Linked DNA regions of Homo sapiens: region 1 is linked to region 2. Evidence: chromatin loops called from intact Hi-C (ENCODE). Cell type or tissue: PC-9. All regions are shown on one strand. Region 1 overlaps RTL9 (retrotransposon Gag like 9). Region 2 overlaps TMEM164 (transmembrane protein 164).

Evidence for each region. Peaks named below come from ENCODE experiments on the same cell type or tissue, not always from the same donor. Only the 100,000 strongest peaks of a DNase experiment are listed, where the experiment ranks them.
Region 1: it touches region 2 in a loop (5-fold over the local background); 2 of 110 quality-filtered maps call a loop at or near these places.

What each region holds. Positions count from the first base shown.
Region 1 is chrX:110,406,082-110,410,081 of GRCh38, reverse strand. The region is part of intron 1 of RTL9 (retrotransposon Gag like 9); the gene reads right to left. It also overlaps a transcript of AMMECR1 not described here. Among named protein-coding and RNA genes, the nearest start is that of RTL9, 49 kb to the right of the region's middle. RefSeq lists an enhancer at 2,005-2,054. In PC-9, CTCF peaks have their summits at 1,562 and 1,761 (motif pointing right); DNase peaks (open chromatin) are centred at 1,771 and 3,121; H3K27ac peaks cover 552 bases.
Region 2 is chrX:110,084,948-110,088,947 of GRCh38, reverse strand. All of the region lies in intron 3 of TMEM164 (transmembrane protein 164), which reads right to left. Among named protein-coding and RNA genes, the nearest start is that of MIR3978, 4.8 kb to the right of the region's middle. In PC-9, no CTCF peak of the experiment used is centred here; DNase peaks (open chromatin) are centred at 1,227, 1,727 and 2,517; H3K4me3 peaks cover 1,656 bases; H3K27ac peaks cover 3,528 bases.

The DNA.
Region 1 (4,000 bases), 320 kb before region 2:
TTTCCCTAACTGGGTTCCTCATCAAAATCACCAGTGATACTGTTAATAATATGCAGATAATTCAAGTCCTCATCTCGGACTTACTGAATCAGACTCTGAGGATTAGGAGCCACACTGCATCTGTATTTCAACAGCATTCCTGGTAATTCCATTGTACAGCCAGGTTTGGGATCTAGTGAACCAGATGACCTCAGGGTCCCTTCTGCTCCTGACAACAGGTGGTTCAATACCTCCCTCTGTACTTATGTACCATATCTCTAAGTGAGGTGCTGCCCCCTGCCCTTCTTGCTAAGTGGGAGCCCATTCTCTTATCAGGAGCCCTGAAGGCTTTAGCCATTCCTTTGTCAGATATTTAGCAGTTACCTTTGAGGACAGGACCCAGAAGGAAGGAGTACACGTATTATTGATGGGATCAGGGGAGTGAAAAAAAAAAAACAGCAGCAGCAACAACAGAAAAATGGGGGAGCTGGATCTGCCTGAAGGCCAAGACAGCCTGAGATCCTAATGGGGGCATGGAGGGCATTGACAGATTATACGTACAATACTCGAGCCTCATTTTCCCTGGTATCCTCTCTGTCTTGGCCAGACAAAACAATGCAAAGAGGTACAGCTAAGCTGGAAAACAGCCCTCTTTTTAGGTAGTGAGGTCTTTGGGCCCCTACGATTGATACCAGCAAGTGAGAATGTAAACACAACTCTCTTCACCACTGGGACCATCTGACGTCAGTCCCTTGGCTCCAGCATGTCTCAAGATAAGAGGACTGTAGGAAGCCCTGGGCCTTGACATTAGGACGCTCTAGCTTTGAGGCAAACTCTGAACTATGGTTTCTCTTCTGATAACTGGGATCCTGCCTTCTTTTGGTGATCAAAAGTCCCCGTCTCAAAAAAAAAAGTCCCCATCTCCTGCCAGTTTTATATACCCCGACTATGCTGACCTACATGCCTGACTCCAGCTGTGTGCTTGCATCCACATTCATTATTCATTATTTATAAGCACCTCAGTTAATTAGGCCAAACGGAAGCAAAACACATGGTCCTGGCCCTCACGAAGCCATCAGGCTAGCACAGTGGTGTTCAACCTTATCAGACTTAACATCCTCTCTTTTATAATAAATCTGCTTTTGCTTCACCCCTTTACTATCCTGAAATTAAATTTCTAGGTACTATAACCTACCTACACGCATAAGTTCAAAAAGATAGCTATATGTCCTGCCACATAAAGAGAAAATAAAGCAATACATAATAAAACACTATGTATTTAACTCTGTAAATGCTCACACAGGACTACATTGAATGATTAAATGAAGTAGTCAGAAGCTTGTGCCTTTATATAGAATCCCCATGAATGCAACAGTTATGGACACAAACTGATATGTTATATTGATTAATTCCAAAAGCAACATCACAATTGTTGACATGATTTCCTGAAATGGTGAATGAGTCTGTGTGATCCTCTGTAACCATGTAATCTTCCATATCTTTACAGAATAGTTGATTAAAACTGTGGGGTCGGGGCAGGGGAAGCAAAACCCTTTATGCTTAGGTATAAAACATTTATAGTAAAAGTTTAGATAATTAGAAAAGCAGTTTTCAGCTCCATGGAAGTCCAGCAGAACATTCAAAAATTATTCGGGATGCTAGACTATTTTTCATTTTGCAAGTCTGTCGTGGGCGTTGGAGAACATCTAGCATCCCCATTTCCAGTCCTCTGAATACCCTCTTGCATTTTCCAAAAGTCCCCTAGGGGGCAGTATTGTCTCAGTTGAGAGCCACCAGTCTAGTCATTCAGTTTCTGTGGAACTGGGATTTTGTCTGGTTCTTCCCAGGCTCCCAACTCCTTCACCCTTGCCTCCAAGGACTAGAGTCCCATCCTTGCTACTAGCACCTGGCAGGACTCCTAAGCCTCACCTGCTCCTGCTCAGTTCAGCTAGGCTGGGCAGGACTTCTGCTTTCACCAAAGCCAAGTGCTTCTCTAAATTGATACCTGTTGTTGCCACTCTCTTTGGGTGCCCCACTAAACTCAGCTGCAGTTGAGTTTCCTGCTCCATCCCAACAGGGTGCATTTTGCGGCATATGCCAGCTCTTCCACTCTGAACTTCCAATCTCCAGCCCCCTGACACTATGATCACCCACAGACCCAGGCCGTTGATAGTCAGTAGAACAGGTCCAACTACAGCAAGGTTTGAACTTGTGCCTCACCAGAACCCTGTGGCCTTTTGCCTTCAGCTAGATCCCCTTCTGATATTGAAACAGGAAAGAATTATCTTCTGCAAATAGAAAGAAAATGAGAGTCAGACCTTCTGTTAGGGCCCTCTTCTACCAGCCTTTAAATAGTTTTCTTGTCAGCCTCACACAGATAGCCCCAAACCATTTGAGAAGCCAGCACAGCTCCCTGCAAAGCACTGTAGCAAAAGGACTATGTACTCTGGAATCAGATGGACCTGAGTTCAAGTCCAGGGTCTATCTCATACTGCTTAAAGACAAAGAAATTCACTTAGACTCTCTGAGCTGCAGTTTGCTCACCTGGAAAAATGGCAACAATAATGAATGTCTGGAAAATGCTTAGCACAGTACCTGCCACATAGTAATCTGCTAGTAAATGGTTGTTATTTGTATTATTCTAGCAATCACATGGTATGTGCTGAAAAGTGGCTTCTGCTGACCTTACCTGTCCTATCCTATATATTTGCACTGTATCTTCTAGACCAAGGCAGAGTTTCCTGTGAGGCTCACTAGGATGAATCTGCATCCTGGGTTGAAGTTCCAACAGTGAGAAATACCAAGCTGGTAAAATCTCAAGGACTCTCTTCACCCAGCCATTGAGAATGTATTTTTATTTTTTCTATTCTGTCTCATTCCACAAAGAAAATCTTTTATGTAGCATTGAGCAAACCAGGATGGGGAAGCAGAATTAACTAGAAACTATACTTAAACAGGTTCCCACTTTCCTATAAAATTCAAGAATTGTCTGCAAAGGTGACTGGTGAAGTTGGCGGCATTGTTAATCACCTAAAGCAGCGTTTGCGCAATACCAGAGCTTTCCGAGGAAAAGGAGAAAACACAATCAATCATCCAGGTGCCAAAGAAGGCATTCAGCTCCTGTGCAGAGATGATATTAAAAAGTTACCTCAGTGCAAGCAACTAGATTAAGACAACAGACATCTTGAAGGTTCTAACCTGTTTGCTTAGCATTAAGAAATGGTGTTGAACAACCCAAAAACTATTGCATGAAACATCCACACATTCATCAATCAGTCAATATTTATGGAGCACACACTACATGCCAGGCACTATGAGAACTATAGAAAGCAGAGGAGCATAAGACTTTCCAGAACCAAAAAGAGGAATGCTTTTACACTGTTGGTGGGTGTGTAAATTAGTTCAAATATCGTGGAAGACACTGGAGATTCTTCAAGGATCTAGAACTAGAAATACCATTTGACCCAGCGATCCCATTACTGGGCATATACACAAAGGATTACAAATCATGCTGCTATAAAGACACATGCCCACCTATGTTTATTGCGGCACTATTCACAATAGCAAAGACTTGGAACCAACCCAAATGTCCATCAATGATAGACTGGATAAAGAAAATGTGGCACACATACACCATGGAATATTATGCAGCCATAAAAAAGAATGAGTTCACGTCCTTTGCAGGGACATGGATGAAGCTGGAAACCATCATTCTCAGCAAACTATCGCAAGATCAGAAAACCAAACACCGCATGTCCTCACTCATAAGTGGGAGTTGAACAATGAGAACACATGGAAGCAGAGAGGGGAACATCACACACCGGGGCCTGTGGGGCGTGGGGGGCTAGGGGAGGGATAGCATTAGGAGAAATACCTAATGTAGGTGACGGGTAGATGGGTGCAGCAAACCACCATGGCACTTGTATACCTAAGTAACCAAACTGCAAGTTCTGCACATGTAACACAGAACTTGAAGAAAAAAAAAAAACCACTTTCCAGAACCTTCCTTGAAGAACTTACT
Region 2 (4,000 bases):
AGTCCTCATTCCTCTGCTGAGTACTGCTTTCCATGTTTCCACAGATGGGAAAAGTTATCTGAATCTTTAGCCTTTCTTTTACCCAATGGTGACATACATCTAAATACATGCTTAAAGCCTAGGAGAAGGAAAAAAAATAAAAGCAGTCCCTGCTCTAGGAACTTTCAAAGAGAACTTCTGGGAGACTTGGAGAAGATAAAACTGAGTATATGTAAAGGTAGGCAGCTTCTATTTTATGTCGAATGGGAACCTGTGAACAACCCCAAAGCATCTTCCCTCTTCTAAGAATTAAGGGAAGAATACACATAAACCGAAGGCAGAACCTGACAATAAGGTGGCTCCTAGGAAAGCAGATACCTGAGCAGCATTCTGAATAAAAAAGAGAAACTGGTCTCCCTGAATCGCTCTTTACTTACTGTGGTTTCCTCTTTCCCCTTTAAATCTGCAACATTTATAAGCAGAGCCTTCTCTCCTTTGCCAATAACTGAGTCTTAATAAGGCTGCTCAGGTCAAAAACAACCTCTCAACTATCTTTTTCAGTGATGAGTCCAACGCTAAGCCAAAAAGCAGCCACCTCCGAGGTGAAGGTGCCAAAAGACTGTCCCTTTTTAACTGCATATGACCCCAAACTAAGTCTCAGTTTAGAATCCCTCAGGTTCCAGAGCAGCTGACCAGATGAGCACTGGGAAAGGGGGTACTGAGATGCTAAAATCATTCCAAGACATTTAAACTCAACAGGTTCAAACTGAGTCTATCTCATGACCTCAGAGCAGTCCTAGAGACCTGAGGTCTGAATTTCTCCCTGGGGAAAGTCATGCTATTTAAAAATCTGAGAGTATCATAAATGAAATCTAGAAAAAGAAAGGGCCATGGGGATACTGCACTGTCATCATATCATGTGGCCCAAAGGCCAACAGGATATCAGTTTTGCAATGCCAAGATCACGTGTCAGGCTGCCCCAGTTCCTCATGCCCACCCCCATGCTTCCCTCGTCTACCTTGGCTCACATGCAGCCTACAGTCCTCTCTCCATCCAGCAATGCACCTCCTGCTCTCTGCAGCATAGATGAAATTTCATCTCATCCCCTTCAAAAGCTTCTTTAGACTGAGTCAGCAGATATGACCAAATAATCCTATTTGCATCACAGATCCACTCCTTTCCTGGCACACATGAAGATGAACAACTTTAGGGTTTCAGTGGGGAGCAGAGGGGTACTGTACACTTTCTGGAGCAGAGGGATGTGTGTCAGCGCTCTGCTATGCCCTTTTCTTACCCAAGGCGGGGTGAGGGAAGAGTTTCCTGCCATTTAAACCATACCACTCAGTGACTCACTCCATGAGTTCCCCCACCCTTGATACATACACATGGATAACCAAGCACATTAAGTGCTGGGTGTTCAGAATACAGCTAAACTGTCTGATTACAACCCAAAGCCTGGAAAACCTTAATCTCTGTTCCCTTTTCCTTCATGTATTCCTTCAAGATATCCCAACTCAGAGGTCGAGGCTACAGTGAGCCATGATCACGCCACTGCACTCCAGCCTGGGCAACAGAGTGAGACAGTTTCAAAAACAACAACAACAAACAAGAGAGCCCAACTCAGAGAAAGTCTCAAAAGGCTAGTTTCTCTAAGAGGCTCCCAGCCCATTGTGAAATTCTTAAGCCCAGGTCTCTAGCTGATAAGGAAGAATCTTAGGCTGGAGGCTGTATAAACAGTTGACTCAGACTGATGACTGCTCTTTTATTGAGTAAGTGTGCTGTGGTTAATAACTAAAATGCTAGGATCTTCTAGTCCTGGGAAGAGCTCAGATCAACTACCAGAAGCATCACTAGTCACCATTTGTACTACAAGCAAAAAGAAATGACTGGTTAGCTTTTGTTTCTGATATGAACACTTCTGACAGCTGCAGAGGTTTCTCAAGCCTCTAGAGAAGTAGAAAAGCCCTACTCTGATCCTTATGTCAAAGAATGTGAATGTGAACTCTTGTGTATCTCCATCTGTAAAGATCATAAGATGACATCACTAGGATGAATTGTAGCTTTCCAAGATCTCACCATCCCCATTATGGTATTCCTCTTAAATACTCAAATGTCTCCCACTGCCTTCTAGCTTATTAACAGAGTCACTGTCCTACTGTACATATGTAATTTCTTCCTCTCTCTCTCTGCCTATGCTAGATCTAATTCCTCTAAACTCAGAGTCAGCAAAATATGGTTTTTCTGTTTTGGCTTCTTTATTGGCATGATTTTATATATATACACACACACACACATATATACACACACACATATATATATACATATATATACACATATATACATATATACACATATATACATATATACACATATATACATATATATATAAAATTTTTTCCAACTTAACTGCTTTTAAGTGTACAGTTCAGTGCCATTAAGTACATTCACACTGTTGTGTAACCATGACTGCCAGCTATCTCCAGAACTTTTTCATCTGGTCCTCCTGTTTATGTAAATAAAGTTTTATTTGAACACAACCACACTAATTTGTTTGCATTTTTCTGTGATGCTTTCATGCTCCAACAACAGTTAAATAGTTAAAACACAGAGATCATATGGCTTGCAAAGTCTAAAATATTTACTCTCTGGCCCTTTACAGGAAATGGTTGCCAATCTCTGCTCTAATCTAAAATATACACTGGATTTCTACTTTAAAATAGCACTTGGCTAGCAATCACTAACATAGCCTCTCTCAATTTCCCACTCAAATACCTATCAAGATATAGAAAAAGATAAAATTCCCCAAACACTGAAAACTTAAACTGATGGCCAACTTATTACCAGGATCTGGGAGAAATCTCCATTAACAATAAGCCTAATACTGAAATGAGAAAAAACAATCTGGCCAATTCATGCAGCAGCCCACAGAAACCTAAAAGAAGATAGGAAACATTGAGTCCTTCCACAACTGTCAGCCTCATGGCTTAGAAGCCAAGAGTTCATCTAGAAACTGGCAAACCGGACATCCATTTGGACTACGTGGTTACTACTTGCAGAGGAAATCAGCAATTCTCAAAACTGGTCTACATTCACATGGAGACTCTAATTCCCCAAAATCAAAAGGGCAGAAATGGCAGAATTGGTACTGGCACACTGTGTGCTAGGAGTGGGAGCCCTCACAAGTAACACTCAGGTAGTAACACATGTGGGAGGCTGTACTGTTTCACATAGTTTATCTGGTTCAGAGCATCTGAGAACATTGTAGTAGGGGTAGACGATTCCATATGGGTCCAGCAGAACCCACTAGATGAGTAGCTGACAGACACTGTGAAACAGGTTAAAAGCTATGTGTATCAACCTGCCTGCCAACAATGGAGCTGAAAAGGGTTCTAACCAATATGAGAGAGAATCTGAGCTTGAGGATAGTCAAAGGCAATCTACATACCCTGTATTTGATGAAAGACAGATCCTTTTTTGAATATTCATAAACCATACAAAAAACCTGACCAGGCATGGTGGCTCATGCCTTTATTCCTAACACTGGGAAGCCAAGGTGGGAGTATCACTTGAGGCCAGGAGTTCAAGACTGGGCAACACCGCAAAACCCTGTTTTAATATATATATATATATATTTTTTTTAATTAGCCAAGCATGGTGGTGTTTTCCTGTAGTCCCAGCTATTTTGGAGTCAGAGGTGAGAGGAACACTTGAGCCCAGGAGTTTGAGGATTCCATGAGCTATGAACATGCCACTGCACTCCAGCCTGGGCAACAGAGCAAGACCCTGTTGCTTTACCAAAAAAAAAAAAAAAGTTCATATGAAAACCTCTGGCAGCACAAGGAAAATGCATATCACTCTGACAACTCAGAGGAAACAAAAACGTCTTAATTTTGTGTATAAACCAGAAGAAATATTTTAGAAAACTGTTTACATCCTCAATAGAATGAAAGAAAACATGGACTCTATGAAACAGGTATAGAAAGCCACTAGAATAAAACATTGAGAAGGAAAGACAACCTAG